Regions from separate parts of the Mus musculus genome. Here region 1 is linked to region 2. Evidence: chromatin loops called from intact Hi-C (ENCODE). Cell type or tissue: left cerebral cortex. All regions are shown on one strand. Each heading gives the region's core, and the rest is flanking DNA. Links, peaks and the distances in the headings are about the cores only.

Evidence for each region. Hi-C counts contacts between places; a loop is a spot of excess contacts. Peaks named below come from ENCODE experiments on the same cell type or tissue, not always from the same donor. Only the 100,000 strongest peaks of a DNase experiment are listed, where the experiment ranks them.
Region 1: a loop joins it to region 2, with 9 times the contacts of the local background. A loop is called at or near these places in 2 of 42 quality-filtered maps.

Annotation. Positions count from the first base shown.
Region 1 is chr10:58,378,153-58,387,917 of GRCm38, forward strand. It overlaps a transcript of Lims1 not described here. Among named protein-coding and RNA genes, the nearest start is that of Lims1, 11 kb to the right of the region's middle. In left cerebral cortex, for the core only: a CTCF peak has its summit at 4,648 (motif pointing left); DNase peaks (open chromatin) are centred at 646, 4,018, 4,669, 4,943 and 4 more places; H3K27ac peaks cover 6,056 bases.
Region 2 is chr10:58,473,226-58,482,990 of GRCm38, forward strand. It overlaps Ranbp2 (RAN binding protein 2), which reads left to right. Exons shown (of 29, transcript NM_011240.3): 19 at 2,019-2,113; 20 at 2,932-7,594. Among named protein-coding and RNA genes, the nearest start is that of Ccdc138, 20 kb to the right of the region's middle. In left cerebral cortex, for the core only: no CTCF peak of the experiment used is centred there; DNase peaks (open chromatin) are centred at 4,021, 5,116, 5,671, 6,503 and 1 more place; H3K27ac peaks cover 4,177 bases.

The DNA of each region.
Region 1 (9,765 bases), core at 492-8,491, 95 kb before region 2:
ACAAAACATTTTCTACTTGTTCTTCATAGACATTTGCCAGAAAAAAAAATCTAGGTTTAAAAAAAAAAAAAAACTACTATAGGTTTCAAGTGTTGTAATTTACTCTGTAAAATGCACCTTTGGTTCGGTCTGCATTTACTAAAGCATCTACCTTCATGGAATTGAGGGATATGCTCTTAACACATTATAACAAAAAAAGACACAGATAAATAATTAAAAATTATTGTGCCATTGTTGGCATGAATAGTAAGGGTATAGACAGAGTTATTAGTTGCTGATTAGCAGATACCTGGTAGTTCCAAAGTGTGGAGATTATTTTTTGGTTCAGATAATCGTACTTTAGGCCTTGTAGGCCATTTCATCTGTCCTAACTCCTCAGTTCTACAAGTGGGGAAATGCAACTGGGCAGCAATGTTGGAGGATGGGTGTAACCCTGTGTGTTCTAGCAAACCTTTCTTCATCCAGTGAGTAATGGGGATGAGCTGGAGGAAAGCCTCCTGGTTTTTCCCTGCCTCCTTGCTTAGAAAGTATAAAGTAAATGTAGATACAACTCTAAAACCAAATATAACTAATGACTAATGGTTCATGCTGCCTAAACTCAAATGAAAATACTAAGACCTGTTAAAGTCTCTTTATATGAGCAAGTGTATAAGTCTGTGCTTTTGTATGTCGTGCCTGGAGATGATCTGTGCCTACAGAGCTGGTGGCGTTTCCGTTTCTGAATAAGAGAGCAGGGGCATTGCAACAGGAGCAGTAACAAAACTTTTTCTGAATATATTCGTGCTCAGAGTAATCAAGTATGCCAGGAGACTCCCACCACCACCACCACCACTCCGTTCCAGGAAGCAGCTTTGCCTGTCACATGGGAGTAAATATGCAATCACCACAGCAGTGTACAATTGGAGTCTTACCCTTTTGAATTACTTTTTAAATTTCTTTCTTCCCCCTTTTTTCCTAATATCTTATCTCTAAGTCTACCTTTTAAGAAATTTTAAATTTAGAGTTTAAAGGGTTTTTTTAGGTTTAAATTAAAATATGAAGAAATGGTTTCATTGTGGCATGTGTGTGTGTGTCCATTGTACTGTATTCTAATGTCTTCTCCCTCTCTGCTCTTCCACTTATTACACTGGTTGGTTCCTTCCTTTCCACAGATAGTCCCCACTTCTGAATCTGTTACTCTAACCTAAGATCTCTTCTTTCCCTCTTATGAACCTCTTAGTAGTTTGATGACACATGCATGAGTGGTGTGTGTGTGTGTGTGTGTGTATAAATAAATCTGGGCTGTCCCACATGTGAGAGAAAAACATAGGGTACATATCTTTCTGGATTGCTTTATTTTAACAGAATGATTTCCTATATTTCAGAGAAGATTTATAGATAGGTTATCTCTGAAAAAAAATCTTGTGGTCATTTGCTCTAATATACTAGATTAGTATTGGCCATCCTTAAAAGGGGTAAAAAATTGTGTACTTCTTCGTTTTGGCTTTTTGCTGTTTGTTTGTTTATATGTATGGTTTTATTTCTTAATTTTTGGGGGTTTGTTTGTTTGTTTCTGGAGACATGATCTTACTATGTAGCCCTGACTGGTCTTGAACTTATTCTTTAGGTTTGCCTCAGATTCCTCTTCTTGTCTCAGCTGCCCACCTTAGTGCTAGGATTACAGTTATAGACCACCACACCCAGCTTATCTACTTGCTTTGTAGTGCTGGGGGCCAAGTCCAGAGCCTCCTTTGCTACTGAGTAGCAGCTGCAGCCATAAATCACTGATGTGTGGTACAGCCAGCATAGATACCTGTTATTATTGATGGGACAGCTTTTCACTCCCATGTCATTTTACTAGTTTATTTGAACCATTCTCAGTGAGCGGTTCATCTTTTGGATGGTTGCAAGATCCTCACCTCTTTGAAAATGTGTCTTCTGTCCTGGTTGGTTTTATTGTCACCCTGATACAAGCTAAACTATTCTAGGGAGTCTCAGTTGAGAAAATTCTCCATCAGGTTGTCTATAGGCAGGTGTGTGTGTAGGGGGACATTTTCTTGATTCGTGATTGATATGGAAGGTCCCAGCTCATGGTGGATAGCACTACCCAGGACAGGCAGTCCTGAGTGTATAAGAAAGCAAACTGAGCAAGTCCTGAGGAGTAAGCCAGTAAGCAGCATGCCTCCATGGCCTCTGCCTCAGCTCCTGCTTCCTCGTTCCTACCTTTAGATTCCTGCCCACGTTTCCCTCAGTGGTAGAGTATGACCTGAGAGTTATGAGCAGGTAAAGCCCCTCCTCCCCAAGTTGCTTTTGGTCTTGGTATTTTATCATAGCAATAGAACTCCTAATTAGTACATCTGTGTCTGTTTTCCTATAGGAGTCATTGGACATTGTGCCAAGTTAGTTTTTATTAAATCTTGCTTTCTTATATTTGAATTGTGAAAGAGATTATTTTTACTAATGCTTGATTCAAAGTTCAAGTAAAAGGTCCTGTTAGGCAGCAGACTAAGTGCATTTGCTGTTTTGAACTAAAATCACTGATAGCAGTTCTGTATAAAGGCTTGAGTTTAATTTCAAGATTTGTTTGGGGTTTTGTTTGTTTTTTGTTTTGTTTTTGAGCCGATTTTTTTTTTTTTTTTTTTGGTTTTTCGAGACAGAGTTTCTCTGTATAGCCCTGGCTATCCTGGCACTCACTTTGTAGACCAGGCTGGCCTCGAACTCAGAAATCTGCCTGCTTCTGCCTCCCAAGTACTGGGATTAAAGGCATGCGCCACCACTGCCCGGCTTGAGACGAATTCTTGCACTTGTTATTTCACTATATCTTACCTAGAACTATGTAGATGAAGTTGGCCTTGGACCTACCATGATCCTCTGGCTCTTTCTGCCTCCTGAGTAGTGGAGTTACAGATGTGAGCTTCCATGCTCAGCTTCTTTTTGCAGTCTTTAAGTAATTAAATGTTAAGTGTGCACACAAATGTAACCCACATGGTGCCTGTCTATGTTCTAACTCAGTTACAAAATAACTGAAACAATTGTAATCCACCTGAGCTCCATAGTATTCTTTCCCCAGCCATTTGCTAGATTCTCTCTTGCACACCATTCTAATAGGTTTATGGTTGAGATGAGAACTGGGGGAACTGGATGCGAGCTGTCACCACTGCTATGGCAGCAGAGGACCAGGTGCTGTGAATAGAAGGAAGAAGCAATGTCCTCAAGGACTTAACCAGAATGGGCAGGAGAAAGCATGCTAAACAGAGTTCTTAGGACACTTGAGTCACTCTCCTGTCTTCTGCTAAATTATATATAAGAGCAAAAAGAAAGTCTGGTGACAAGGCTTGATTCTGCTGTTACGACTCAGGTCTACCTATTGTTGGATTTAATTTTTATGACTGGGAGAGGATAGTGGGGAGGGGGAAAAGAGAATGAGGTGTGGGACTGGAGAGATGGCTCAGCGGGTAAGAGCACTCACTGCTCTTCCGAAGCTCCTGAGTTCCCAGCAAGCACATGGTGGCTCACAGCCACCCGTAATGGGTTCTGACGCCCTCTTCTGGTGTGTCTGAAGTCAGCTACAGTGTATTTATGTCTAATGATAAAGAGTGCGCAGGGCTGACCAGAGCGAGCATAGGTCCTAAAATTCAATTCCCAACAACCACATGAAGGCTCACAACCATCTGTACAGCTACAGTGTGCTCGCATACATTAAGTAAATAAATAAATAAATAAATAGATTGATAGATAAATAAATCTTTTTTAAAAAGTGAGAATGAGGTGTGATATGTCATTTCATAAGAGCTTATTTCATAGCAGAAATATCTATAGACCATTGCATTGCCTTTTGCATAGTGTGCTTGGGGCTGATTTTCCCATGCACAGTGTCCTGATTACATCTTGGCAGTGGTGCTTCCTCATCTGCTGAAGCAAAGAGAACTCAGCGAAGACCTCAAGTTCCTCAGCTGTCCTCCTCTTATGTGTCCTTCTGAGAACTCTCTTTGACTGTTTCACTGAACTGTACTTTACTGAGCTACCCACTCCTCCCACCTCTTCCTAGTTTTCAGCAGCAAATATGGCTGTTTTAAGTTTCTAAGTGAGACAAGTTCCTCATGTTGGGTAAGGATCCTAAAAGTCTGAGAACTCTTCAACTATAGGATCCTGACCACAGGCTTCCTCTGTTGGTTTTAGTTCAACAGAGAAAAGAAAGTACCTGCTTTTTAAAGTGTGGTATCTAAAAAGAATAACTTCTTTAGTTCTATTTGTATGTATGTGCATGTCCCTGTGTGAATATATAGCCTGTGAGGGCAATGCCCATAGAAGCAAGAAGAGAGGATTGGATGCCCTGGATCTGGAGCTTGATGTGGGTGCTGGAGACTGAGCTCTGGTCCTCTACTCATCTAGAAAGGAGGACTCTTGTCAGGTTAGCTATCTTTATAGAAAACTGTCTCTCTCCAGGCCAGATCTTAGTAGATGCTGTTGGTGTAGCAATAGAATAGGATGAGCTGCCATGAGATAGCAAGTGTTCCAAGGGCTTAGGTAAGAGTTTCCTAGGGGAAGCTTACAACACATAACCATCTCCTACTTATATCTTGCAGAATTCTCCAAAGGTCTGGTTATCTGTGACTGCTCTCTGCAGGCCCAGAGAACCAAAGCCTGAGGCTTCTTTCCAGTGCCCTCTACTGACAACCCGAGTGCTGCTTTTAAAAGCTAAGATGTAGGGAGCCAGGGTTCAGCAATATTTCACTTCCCAACAGGATGTGAGTTGCCAGGATTATAGAATACCTCTGGGAAAGAGGGAAAGAATTGAATAAAGACCCTCATAACCATGTGACCTGGTTTCAGGGGACAGAACAAAGAGTATTTGAATCTTAACGAGACTGCAGCCCAGGCTGCAAACTGGCTGTCAGTGTAATTGCACCATCTGGTCAACATCAGACTCCTAGGGTCTTGTTATGTCCTTCCCACGCCATCTTTTATCACATTTATGGTAAAGAATCTGAGTTATGGCAGCTAAAATACTTATTGCCTTTCTCTGTGCGTCACAAAATGTAAAGCTCATGAAGGGAAGGTATCTTGTGACTTTGCAGAAAGGTTTTTCAGTTTCTCTGATGCTGGTAGATATATATTCTGTATCAAGAAAGTAGATGAAAATGAGAGATGCAGGGATATGAACAGGAAAGACCTTTGATTTGAATGAAGTGTTTTACTTCTGTCCTCTATACTGATATTTTCATGGTTCTCTTTTTTTCTTATCAGTGAAGTGGGGCTCAAATTAAGTTTAGTGAAGAATAAAAACTCCCACTAACTTCCTGTCACAGTGTAGCTGGCGGTTGTGTTCAGTGAGAAAGCTCTGCTGAGTCAGAACTAAAATAAGAATGTATCTTAGAGCCTGACAGGCGGCTGCTGCTGCTGCTGCTGCTTGGCACCATGGCCATATAAAGAGCTCCTGCCTGTGCCAAATGGTTTCCCTGGTAACTTGGGCATCTCTTAGGTCAACACAGCTAAAAATACCGTTATTCTATATTTGGAGCTTTCTCAAATGTGGCTTTGTATCTTTCTAAAAAGATGTTTGGAAGTAGGTGATAATATGTTAATTCATCATGATAGGAATAAAAGATGTTATGAGCAGTAAAGGAATCACTAGAGGACTAGTTTCTAGGAAAAATATTTTTAAAATCACAGCAAAGCCTCCTAACCTCTGAGGGAAATATAAAAAATTGTTTAAGTTGATCCAACACTCCAAATTTGTGTGGGGCTTCAGGAGTTCACTGCAGTGATTAGTTACGGGAGCTGTCTCTAAAGCACAATCATGCTAAAGACCTCTTGAGCTGTATGGGTGTCAGCAGGGGTGGTACCTGTCAACCTGTCAGTGTTGGCCCTCTGCCTCTTAGCAGAATGCTTGATGGAATATGGAGAGGGTGCTCAGTCATCCACCTTTAGACAGAGACAAGAGATCCAGCTTTGAGGCACTTGCATACAGAACACAGTGTTCGGTTTCTCTAAAGTCAGGCTAATTGAATGGGATATGGAGGTTCTAGCTGAGGAGAATAATAGTGATTCTTTGACAGTTATACATTTCCTCTAGAGGATATAAGGCATTGTTGGGTGACAGGGAAGTGCAAATCCAACTTACAAAATGAAATGTGCAGGCTACTCATCCTGCCCAGCCTACCAGTTGTTCACGACATTTCTCAGTGTTCTGCCATTAATGGTTATGATTTTCTCTACACATTTGGCAGCTCATCTCCTTTTCACAGTAGGTTACCAGTATGGTAAGGATGTGTCATCATAGAGAAAAGGCAGCTGTTTGGCATTGTGTTTTTGTGGAAAGGTAGGAAACGTAGGTGCTGTTACTTTCTCTGTACACAGTTTTCAGAATGTTACTGTCAGAGAGGGACATAAAGGAAGAGCATGAGCTTGATTTGTTTCTGTCTCTCTCTTCCACTCTCCCGACCTAGGGCGTCTTTTACACAATCACATCTTTTGCAGATAGGGTTTTGTTATGTGAATCACTTAGAGGTGCTTCGTGAGAAATAGACCCCAAAGTAAGCTATTGTTACTTGTTAAACTGGATAGGGTTGGGTAGCTGCAGTATTGATGTGCATTATTTAAGCCAGTTTGGGGCATTTCTGATGTTGTGGAGCTGGCACACATGGTTCTGTCACAGGTCCTTGGCAGCCCCTTGCTGCATCTTGCCTGATCTGAGTGGCCTCTCTATTCTGCAGACACCAGAGAGGAGTTCTTGCCGCACCTGATAGTAGCAGATTTGAATTATTGATTATGGGACAAAGTATCTACTAGTGTACTTCCTGACAAGTTTCCAGCCTATGGTCGGATAGCATCACACTCACTTCCTTTATGAATATCTCCTCAAATATCATAAGGTCAGCCACGTGCTACTATATAACTACGACATCAAAGCTACCTCCTTTATTTTACATGTTTTATTTCAGTGGTCAATTCTTAGGAACAGTTATATGTAAATAGCCTTATACCAGGCATCCTGGCATGGGGCATTGGTGGTGCAGGGTTGAAAACTGGTACTTTAATCCACACATTTCATATTTTCATGTTTTTAAATGATTTTTTAAACTTTCTCTCTGGGTTATAGTTAATATACAATAAAGTTGTGGGCAGCATTAGCACACATCTTTAGTCCTAATACCCAGGCGGATACAGTCGAATCTTAGTTGGATGCCAGCCTGGTCTGCAGAGTACATTCCAACAGAGAGCAACTCGGTCCTAACAAAACAAGCAAACAAAATGATACAGTAAAGTCAGAGTGCTCTTATTTCCTTTTAATAACCGTAGTAAACATCGTGGTAATACTAATACAGACGTAAATGTATGCATCGCTATTCAGCTTCAGCTCAGTTAAGAAAGCTTGTGTTAACCACTTTTTCACTCTTCTCCATGTGATGAATTTGTTTGCCTTACACAATTAAGAAGCAATTTTAAAAATAAGGCAAAAGGCATATTATCTGAAAATTCATCCATTTCTGCTTGAGCTTTGCCTACTTCCTTATTGTCTTGAAAGAAAACATATTACATTGTCCTACAAACTGGAAACGGGGAAGAGCTTTCCGTCTCCATTCTCTCACTTGCGTTGTTTTCAGTAGTCCCGGGAAAATCAGATGAAATTTTCCACTTAAGCCAAGTAGAGAATTACAGGGAAATAGTTCTGCCAAGTAGTAATGTAACTAGGCCATGTTAATTGATTTGAATACCCCATATGGCACCCAGATCTTTTGTAGCAATTGAAGAGGCTTCATCCTAGTGGTAGTTGCTGCTAAGTTCTTAGTTTCGTGATGGATTTAGAATAAATAAGCAGTTTCTAGCTCTCCCATTCCACAGTTATCACTCACTGTGGTGTGGGGATGGTTCCAGAGCACTTCTCTACACCTCCACCTCTGCTGTACCATCATGCCCATGGGATAGCAAAGCCTGTGGTTGCTTGGGCCCCTTAGAAAATGGCCTGGTCCTTGCATAAAATTTACCAAACTTTCATTTTAAATCATCTCTATACTATGCTACCTAATACAATGCAGAAGAATGAATGGATAGGTGGATGAATAATGACATGTTAAAGCTAAACTTTTACTATAAATTTGATTTCTTTTGCATTTGTGCTGATGTGTTTGCATGTTCATGGTGGGATGGTAAACATGTGTGCACAGATATGTGGAAGCCAATGGCCAACCTCAGAAGTTGTCATCCTTGGTTTTGTTTTCTTTCATATGTGTTTGCAAGTATGTATGCACATGGGTATAGAAGTGTTCATGTCTGAACATGCATGTGGAAACACAGGTTAATACGCGGCATCATCCTCGATTATTCTTTGAGATAGGGTCTCTCATTTAAGCCAGAGCTTGTTGATCTCCTGGACTCAATGGCCAGCTTGCCACGCACCCCTCCTTCTGTCCCTCCCCAATCCTCCCCCACCCGTGTGTGTGTGTGTGTGTGTGTGTGTGTGTGTGTGTGTGTGTGTGTTGAGACAGTGTCTCATAGCCCTGGCTGTCCTGGAATTTGCTACATGTACACCAAGTTGGCTTTGAACTTGCAGAGATCCGCCTGCCTGTGTGCTAAGATTAAAGGTATACACCACCATGCCTGATCTGCTTATAAATCTTGTAGGAGAGGGGCAAGGCCTCATGAGCCTCTTTCACTTCCATGGCAGAAAGTTAATGGGCTGATTCTTTTCTGGATCTTTTTTAAATAATCCTGGCTGCTGACAGTGCAAGAGAGCACTAGTCAGGTCATGCTCAGAGAACAGTATTCCATACACAGACTTTCACTGCAGTGCAGAGCTCACCAATTAGACCACTTCTGGTTGGTGACCAGAGGCATGACATGAGGTTGAGTCCAGCCTAGGTTTTGTAGCGAGATCCTGTCTTAATTTCCCAGATTCAATCCCAGCCCGGCCTCCACTCCCAAAGCTGCTTTTGGTACCTCTGCTTATGAATATGTTCACATTTTAAGTATCTAACTCCTAGGAACAGCTGTGATGGTTTGTATGACATGTCTAAACAGGCTATTTGGATTTTTGATCTTTGGCCATTTGGGGTACAGTCATGAAGTTAGCAGACTGGTGAAATCAGAAGCTCTGCAGCTGTCTTCACGTTGTACTGGAGTGCTCTAGTGTGTAGTTTGTTCTCAACAAAACATTAAACATACCCACTGTCTTAGCTAGGTTTGTATTTATTGTTGCAATTAAGTACTATGACCAAAAGCAATTTGGGGAGGAAAGGGTTTATTACAGCTTGAATGCTAGGGCAGGAAGTTAAGGCAGGAACCTTGGGGCAGGAAGCGAAGCAGAAGCCATATGCACATGGAACATCAGAAGACAGCTTTTCTCTTTCCATTGTCTAGGGTCTGAAAAGAAAATTCAGGTTATCAGGCTTGGATCAAGCTCCCAATGAGCCATCTCACCATCCCATCAATAGCTTTTATATATATCAATAACAAAACTTCTGGGAAAAGGAATCAAGAAAGCAATCTGATTTACAGTAGAGGAAATAAAATAGGAAAGGATTGAGAGAGAAAGAACTAGGAAAAAAAATTAGCCACCACTTAGCCCATGGAAAAATATAATCTCTTTGATGAAAATCATCAAACACAAGGGGGCTGGAGAGATGGCTCAGTGTTAGAGAGTACTGGCACCTTCTCCAAAGGTCCTGAGTTCAATTCCCAGCAACCACATGGTGCCTCACAACCATCTGTAATGGGATCCGATGCCCTCTTCTGGTGTGTCCGAATTCAGTGACAATGTACTCACATACATAAAATAAATATTTA
Region 2 (9,765 bases), core at 751-8,750:
TCTGTTTTTGCTTTTATTACTAGTATCTAATAGTACCATCTTGTACTCTAAACTATACAAAAACCTGGCCTGAGTTGTAAGAACAAAATGTTACTAGGTTTTTTTGTTTTTTTTTTTGGTTTTTTTGTTTTTTGTTTTTTTTTGGAGACAGGGTTTCTCTGTATACCCCTGGCTGTCCTGGAACTCACTCTGTAGACCAGGCTGGCCTTGAACTCAGAAATCCGCCTGCCTCTGCCTCCTGAGTGCTGGGATTGCGCCACCACGCCCGGCTATGTTACCAGTTTTAATATCTTTATATAGTACATGCTTTGTATTTTATAGTCTCTTGAATTTTACCCCCGAATTGTCTGTTCATTAAGTTTATAAGGACTTCTAATTTTTTGCTATGTTTATGTGGTAACCATCTTTACCTGCTGAGTTACTAGTCACTGATAGAGTTGCTAATTTTAATTGTAGACAAAATATGTCTTTTTTATTGTAGATATAAGTACTTATTTGACTGCATGTATATATGTGCTTAGGCATACAATGCTGATAGCAGAGAGTTGTGAGTTGCTTGTATGCTGTGCTGTAAGGACAGCAAGTGTGGGTAACTGTTAAGCCATGTCTCCAGCCCCTTATCTAGATTTTTCAGATTCTTGCCTCATGTCAACCAACCTGTTTCCATACCTGTTTACTCCTCCTCAGGGGAGTTCCAAAATAACACTCCATTAGGTTTTTCAGATTCAAACGGGGAGAAATATTTACTGTCCGTCTACTTTTTATTGCTTTTTTCAAGATTAATTCACAATTTCAGTTTTCCACTTCATGTACAGTATGAAAGGTCTTTTGGTTTTTAGTTCTGGTAAAACTGTTGTAAAACAGATTAAGCATACCACTATAGTTTTGCCATTAGTATAAGTGCCTTTTATAAACCTCACAGAACAGATGGAACATATAGTTTGTGTATCTGTATTTATATGTACGTATGTATGTATGTATGCATGCATGCATCTGTGCACATCTGTCTGCTTTAAGCCAAAGAACAAATTTGATGCTAATTTGTTTTTAAATTTTAATTTAAAACATTTGTACATATGTGCGTGCATGTGCGCATGCGTGCGGGCCTGTACGTGTGTGTGTGTGTGTGTGTGTGTGTGTGTGTGTGTATATATATATATACACATACATACATACATACATACATACATACATACATACATACACGTGGCTGTGGAATGTATGTATGTATGTGTGTGTGTGTATATATATATATATGTATATGTGTGTATATATATATATCTCCACAGCATATGCAGAGATCAGAAGACAACCTACCTTTACATGTGTTCTAGAAATGAAAGGCATATTGCTATGTTTATGTGGTAACCATCTTTACCTGCTGAGCCATGTAGTTGGCTTTATGCTTATTGTGAGACCCTTTTTATAATTGTACCAGGTTATTTTAAGCATAAATCTGAGTAATTATTTGAGATCATATTCTGCAACCCTGTCATTCTCTAGAGTTTCAAGTCCTCTTTTAAATGTTTAGGCCATCAGGTGCATTTTGGTTACTAAATTCTTTGTGATAACTTTTTTCCTAACGTGGAGCCGTTCTGTGCTTTTACATTCTGCTGATCTTGGACCATTTACTTTCTTTGTTTTCTTTTTAGAGCTCTCTCACTATGTAGCGTTCGTTAGCTGAAACTTACAGAAATCTACCTGTCCCTTTGAGTGTGGGAGATCAAATGGCATGTGCCATTATGCCTTACTCTGGCATGCTTGTTAAGTACTTGTTCCTGTTGACAATAGTAGTGTTATTTTTTATTCTTTGTGTCATTTAACTGGTTTTTTTTTTTTTAGTTCTTCATTTATTAATTGCTTTATGGTATACTTGAGTATGTAGAAATGTAAAGATCAGAATAATTAAAACTTCCTTTGATTCTTATTGTATATTTATAATTCTTGTCTAGGTAGTATTTTAAACTATAGAATAGACTTTTAACATTGTTTTCTTGTTTTTGTTTCTTTCACTTTAGTTGCAACTACTGGCCCATCAGTATATTATAGTCAGTCACCTGCATATAACTCCCAGTATCTTCTCAGACCAGCTGCTAATGTAACTCCCACCAAGGTAACAAAGGAAAAGCACACAATTAGAACTGTTTACGTTTTAAATGTTTAGGCTTCTTTTAAAGAAATTGAAACAAGTAGTTCAGTATTGGAAGATATGTGACCTTTGATATAGGCATTTCATAGTCATCTTTTTTTGTGTGTTAACAATAAGTCGAAACATTTGGAATATTTTAAATAGGAGGATTGGATGGTTTTGGCCCTTGTGTTATTATTCTATTTTGATAGGAGTAAGGCTATTTTTGTTTTGCTAGGCTGATTTATTGTCATCCTTTTGACTCAAACTGGATATTATGACAGTAACTAAAAACTATGACTTCCAGGATGGAGATCTGGGTGCGTTGGTACATTTAGATCCCGGTTCTGCTTATTGTGAACTTGGGCAATGTTTTTTAACCTGTGTACCTCTTAGGCCACCTGGTTTTAAATGAGAATAATACTATAGTTAATAGAGTTTTTGAGGCTAAAAACCTTTAACTTCTAAAGTAAGTTAAAATGGTTAGAACTGTGCCTAGTTGATACATTAATAAATGCTTAATGAATGTTAGTAATAATCATCACTGTTAACATCATTTAGTAATTGTTTAGTGAATGAAGAATTATTTTTTTCTAGTCATTGTCAGTACAGATTTTTAAGGTGCTGTCTTATCAAATATATATTCAGGTGTCTTTGTGGCACCATTGGTATCTGTTAATGTGCTGTGTACATTGGTGTTTTCTGCTGAATGATACTCTAATTTGAGGTTTGTGAGAGTTGATTTGTTTGTAGATTTTTATAGTTTTATGAATAATCAAGAAAGTATTTTTTTTCCCTTTTAGGGTCCAGTTTATGGCATGAATAGGCTTCCACCCCAACAACATATTTATGCATATTCACAACAGATGCACACACCACCAGTGCAAAGTTCATCTGCTTGTATGTTCTCTCAGGAGATGTATGGTCCTCCCTTGCGTTTTGAGTCTCCTGCAACAGGAATTCTATCACCTAGGGGTGATGATTATTTTAATTACAATGTTCAACAGACAAGCACAAATCCACCTTTGCCAGAACCAGGGTATTTCACAAAGCCTCCACTTGTAGCTCACGCTTCAAGGTCAGCAGAATCAAAGGTTATAGAATTTGGAAAATCCAATTTCGTTCAGCCCATGCAGGGTGAAGTAATAAGGCCACCCTTGACAACACCAGCACATACAACACAGCCAACTCCCTTTAAATTTAACTCAAATTTCAAATCAAATGATGGCGACTTCACATTTTCATCACCACAGGTAGTGGCCCAGCCTCCTTCAACAGCTTATAGCAATAGTGAAAGTCTTCTAGGTCTTCTGACTTCAGATAAGCCTTTACAAGGAGATGGCTATAGTGGACTAAAGCCAATATCTGGCCAAGCTAGTGGGTCTCGGAATACATTCAGTTTTGGAAGCAAAAATACACTTACAGAAAACATGGGCCCAAATCAGCAGAAGAATTTTGGTTTTCATCGCAGTGATGACATGTTTGCTTTTCACGGTCCAGGGAAGTCTGTATTTACAACAGCTGCTTCCGAGCTGGCAAATAAAAGTCATGAGACAGATGGAGGAAGTGCTCATGGGGATGAGGAGGATGATGGCCCTCACTTTGAGCCTGTGGTACCTCTTCCTGACAAGATAGAAGTAAAAACTGGCGAGGAAGATGAAGAAGAATTCTTTTGCAATCGTGCAAAGTTGTTCCGTTTTGATGGTGAATCCAAAGAATGGAAGGAACGTGGGATAGGCAATGTAAAAATACTAAGGCATAAAACATCTGGTAAAATTCGCCTTCTGATGAGACGAGAGCAAGTATTAAAGATCTGTGCAAATCATTACATAAGCCCAGATATGAAACTGACGCCAAATGCTGGCTCAGATAGATCTTTTGTATGGCATGCCCTTGATTATGCAGATGAATTGCCAAAACCAGAACAGCTTGCAATTAGATTCAAAACTCCTGAGGAAGCAGCACTATTTAAGTGTAAATTTGAAGAGGCCCAGAACATTTTAAAAGCCTTAGGAACAAACACATCTACAGCACCAAATCATACTCTTAGAATTGTAAAGGAGTCTGCAACTCAGGATAACAAGGATATTTGCAAAGCTGATGGTGGAAACTTGAATTTTGAATTCCAGATTGTAAAGAAGGAAGGGCCTTACTGGAATTGTAACAGCTGCTCCTTTAAGAATGCTGCAACTGCTAAGAAATGTGTATCATGCCAGAATACAAACCCAACCAGTAACAAAGAGCTCCTAGGTCCTCCATTAGTTGAAAATGGCTTTGCTCCTAAAACTGGCCTGGAAAATGCTCAAGATCGATTTGCAACAATGACTGCAAATAAAGAAGGCCATTGGGACTGCAGTGTTTGTTTAGTAAGAAATGAACCCACCGTCTCTAGGTGCATTGCATGTCAGAACACAAAGTCTGCGTCTTCGTTTGTTCAAACTTCTTTCAAATTTGGTCAGGGAGATCTTCCTAAGTCTGTTGACAGTGATTTCAGATCTGTTTTTTCTAAAAAAGAAGGTCAGTGGGAATGCAGTGTATGCCTAGTCCGAAATGAAAGAAGCGCTAAAAAATGTGTTGCTTGTGAGAACCCAGGAAAACAGTTCAAAGAATGGCATTGTAGTTTGTGCTCGGTGAAAAATGAAGCACATGCTATAAAATGTGTTGCTTGTAATAATCCTGTTACACCAAGTTTATCTACTGCACCTCCCTCTTTTAAGTTTGGTACCTCAGAGATGAGTAAGCCTTTCAGGATTGGATTTGAGGGTATGTTCGCCAAGAAAGAAGGACAGTGGGACTGTAGCTTGTGTTTTGTCCGAAATGAAGCCAGTGCTACTCACTGTATTGCTTGTCAGTATCCAAATAAGCAGAATCAGCCTACATCTTGTGTATCAGCTCCTGCCTCTTCAGAGACAAGCAGGTCTCCAAAGAGTGGATTTGAAGGCTTATTCCCCAAAAAGGAAGGAGAGTGGGAGTGTGCTGTTTGTTCTGTACAAAATGAGAGCTCTTCCCTAAAATGTGTGGCTTGTGAAGCCTCCAAGCCAACTCATAAGCCTCATGAAGCTCCTTCAGCTTTCACAGTGGGCTCAAAGTCACAGTCAAATGAATCTGCAGGAAGTCAAGTGGGAACAGAATTCAAAAGTAACTTTCCAGAAAAGAATTTTAAAGTTGGCATTTCAGAGCAGAAATTTAAATTTGGGCATGTGGATCAAGAAAAAACACCTTCCTTTGCCTTTCAGGGTGGCTCTAATACAGAATTTAAGTCAATCAAGGATGGATTTAGTTTTTGCATTCCTGTATCTGCTGATGGGTTTAAATTTGGCATTCAGGAAAAGGGAAATCAAGAGAAAAAGAGTGAAAAACATCTTGAAAATGACCCTAGTTTCCAAGCTCATGATACTAGTGGTCAGAAGAATGGTAGTGGTGTGGTCTTTGGTCAGACAAGCAGCACCTTTACCTTTGCAGATCTTGCAAAGTCAACATCAAGAGAAGGGTTTCAATTTGGCAAGAAAGACCCTAATTTTAAGGGATTTTCAGGTGCAGGAGAAAAATTATTCTCGTCACAAAGCGGCAAAGTGGCTGAGAAAGCAAATACGTCTTCTGATCTCGAGAAAGATGATGATGCATATAAGACTGAGGACAGTGATGACATCCATTTTGAGCCAGTAGTGCAGATGCCAGAAAAGGTGGAACTAGTAACAGGAGAAGAAGATGAAAAAGTTTTGTATTCACAAAGGGTGAAATTATTTAGATTTGATGCTGAGATAAGTCAGTGGAAAGAAAGGGGTTTGGGGAATTTAAAAATTCTCAAAAATGAAGTCAATGGTAAACTGAGAATGCTGATGCGAAGAGAACAAGTGCTAAAAGTTTGTGCCAATCATTGGATAACCACTACAATGAACCTGAAGCCTCTCTCGGGGTCAGATAGAGCATGGATGTGGCTAGCTAGTGATTTCTCCGATGGTGACGCGAAACTGGAACAACTGGCTGCAAAGTTTAAAACGCCAGAGCTAGCTGAAGAATTCAAGCAGAAATTTGAGGAGTGTCAACGTCTTCTCTTAGACATTCCACTTCAGACACCCCATAAACTTGTAGATACTGGCAGGGCTGCTAAATTAATACAGAGAGCTGAGGAAATGAAGAGCGGCCTGAAAGATTTCAAAACCTTTTTGACAAATGATCAAGTAAAGGTCACCGATGAAGAGAATGCAAGTTCAGGTGCAGATGCTCCCAGTGCATCAGACACCACAGCCAAGCAAAATCCTGATAACACCGGGCCTGCCTTAGAATGGGATAACTATGACTTACGGGAGGACGCCTTGGATGACAGTGTCAGCAGCAGCTCAGTTCATGCTTCTCCATTGGCAAGCAGCCCTGTGCGGAAAAACCTCTTCCGCTTTGGTGAGTCCACTACAGGATTTAACTTCAGTTTTAAATCTGCTCTGAGTCCATCTAAGTCTCCAGCCAAATTGAACCAGAGTGGAGCTTCAGTTGGCACTGATGAGGAGTCTGATGTTACTCAAGAAGAAGAGAGAGATGGACAGTACTTTGAACCTGTTGTTCCTTTACCTGATCTAGTTGAAGTATCCAGTGGTGAGGAAAATGAACAAGTTGTTTTTAGTCACAGAGCAAAACTTTACAGATACGATAAAGATGTTGGCCAGTGGAAAGAAAGAGGCATTGGAGATATAAAGATCTTACAGAATTATGATAATAAACAAGTTCGCATCGTGATGAGAAGGGACCAGGTATTAAAACTTTGTGCCAATCACAGAATAACTCCAGATATGACTTTGCAAACTATGAAAGGGACTGAAAGAGTGTGGGTGTGGACTGCATGTGATTTTGCAGATGGAGAAAGAAAAATAGAACATTTGGCTGTTCGTTTTAAACTACAGGATGTTGCAGACTCATTTAAGAAAATTTTTGATGAAGCAAAAACAGCCCAAGAAAAAGATTCATTGATAACACCTCATGTTTCTCATCTGAGCACCCCTAGAGAGTCACCATGTGGCAAAATTGCTATTGCTGTTTTAGAAGAAACCACAAGAGAAAGGACAGATTTAACTCAGGGAGATGAAGTAATAGATACAACTTCAGAAGCTGGAGAAACATCTAGCACTTCTGAAACAACACCAAAAGCAGTAGTTTCTCCTCCTAAGTTTGTATTTGGCTCAGAATCTGTTAAAAGCATTTTTAGTAGTGAAAAATCCAAGCCATTTGCATTTGGCAACAGTTCAGCCACTGGTTCTTTGTTTGGATTTAGTTTTAATGCACCTTTGAAAAATAGCAATAGTGAAATGACTTCCAGAGTCCAGAGTGGATCTGAAGGAAAAGTAAAACCCGACAAATGTGAGCTGCCACAGAACTCTGACATCAAGCAATCTTCTGATGGCAAAGTCAAAAATCTCAGTGCCTTTTCAAAAGAGAACTCTTCAACTAGTTATACATTTAAAACACCAGAAAAGGGTAAGTACTTAGTATTACAGTTAGTGTTTACATTTGACTCTTTATAGGAAAGTCATATTTTAGTCAAAGTTGTGTCATAAACACGAGTTTATAAACGTACAAAAGTATTTGGACAAGTTTAATCCCTAAAAAGCTTGTGAATATTACAACTAACAGACCACTGAAGAGACAGTATCGTTCGTTATAAAGCAGTGCAAAAGAACCTAGTATAATACAAGGACTCATACACTTGAATCATGAGTATTGAGTCTTTTAAATGTTGATTCTTCAATGTTGTATTGTTTTTAAAAATCACTTGAAGCATGTGTTACTGAGAAGTTGCATGTAATATAAGTTAGTGTTGCCACCATTTATTCAGTTGGCAAAGAAAGAGATCTTGTGCATAAAGTTAACATGTAAGATAACCAGATTGGTATAAAAGGAGAGGTCTGAATTTTTTAAGTTATTAATTTTGTTTCACAGATGTTAGAAAAAAATGAAATATTCTTTATGTTCCTAGGATTTAATTTTAGCCTTTTTAAATCTAATCCAATGGCCTTTTGGACCAGCATCCCTACCTCACAACCTGAGAGCAAAGGTATAGAGCTAGCATTCTCGGTGTGAGGCGACTACTAGCTGGTAGTCCTTAGCCAAGTAATTGTGGCTGTATGAATTGGAGTAATTAACACTGCAATGTGCATGTTAAAGAATGACATATTACAAAACATACTTTTTGAGTGGTGATGTAACAGCCTTTAATTTAAATTTGTATCTGGATGCTGTCTATGTGTTATTATGCTGTCTTTGCCTCATTTTCAACTCTGCTTAATTAATGTCTGTCTGTCTTTGTCTTACTGCTTCATTGAACTTTTCTTTATTCTTTTTAACTCTGTAATAAAGACCTGTTTTTTTCTCACTGTTGACCTTAGCCCTACTGCCTGCCAGTATTCAGATATATGAATATAATACATGTCTACTGAGGGTTTAGAGATTATATTTGAAATTAGACCTCATTTTGAACAGCTATCATTCTATAACATATGTTTCTTATGTAATGCAGGTCATTTATAGAAATAAGTGTTGCTTCTTGACTAGAATAATAAGAATGCAGAATTTGTAGAAGCCCATTACGAGCAAATGGGGGAAATTTGTCTAGTATTCATCTTGACCTTGCAGAAAAATGGGTACCAGTTCTCTTTAGTTATCCTAACCAGTAGAAATATATTATGATCTGTCTAAAGTATTCTGAGAGCAACATAGAAAATGAAACACTAAAAGAAATAGGTAGCATAAAAGAAAATCAGTTTAGTAATTATTCAATATAATGTATGTATACAAAATATTTCAACTTTTAGTCAATTAAGATTAAAAAAAAAAAAACCACACAGTATTTACATTCTTTCTTTTATGCCAGGCCATTTGAATCCAGTGTGCAGACTTTGAGTACCTTTAGTACACCTTAGTTTGACTTAGCCGTCTTTCAAGTATTAGGAAACTGCATATGGGTAAGCCTACCATATTGGACAGGGAAGCTTTAGAGGATAGGTCCCCTGTAGTGGCTGGCACATACATGTTTCATGACTGGTTTAAGGCACTGTTTTGTCAGTACCTACAAGTTAGACATTCTTAATATATCAGAACAGACTTTATGTATAGGGTTCCTTTTTTGCTCTCTAAATCTTTGTCCTTTTATCAGGTGGGAGTAGATGCAATGTTTTTAGCCACCGAAATTGTCTTATACGTAAAGTAGCAACATGATTTTATCTAGTTGCACACTTGGAAGTATGCAAAAATTGGATACGATGCTATCACTTGCCATCCTTTGCAGTTAAAAAAATTGTTTGCTTCCTTTATAGGAACTAATAAAGGTTGTACTAATATTTATGTTGGATAATACCAGAGGTACTTTCTCAGTAGTAAATGCATGGATACTTTTGTTTAGTGTATGGAGTGTGATTATAGCAACACTTTTTAAATTACAGAAATTAGTAATTTGAGTGATCAGTAAAAGGATTTTTAAAAGCTTTGTATCCTCTAAAAGTTTTAATAGAACACTAAACCAGGCTTTAATTCAAAGTCATGATCATTATAGAACTTGGTTTGTTCCAAAGTATGTGTTTTTATTTTATCAGTGTGCTGTTTTAACTCATAGATAAGTTTCATGTTCTTTGTGTTTTTAATTAGGCTGGTTA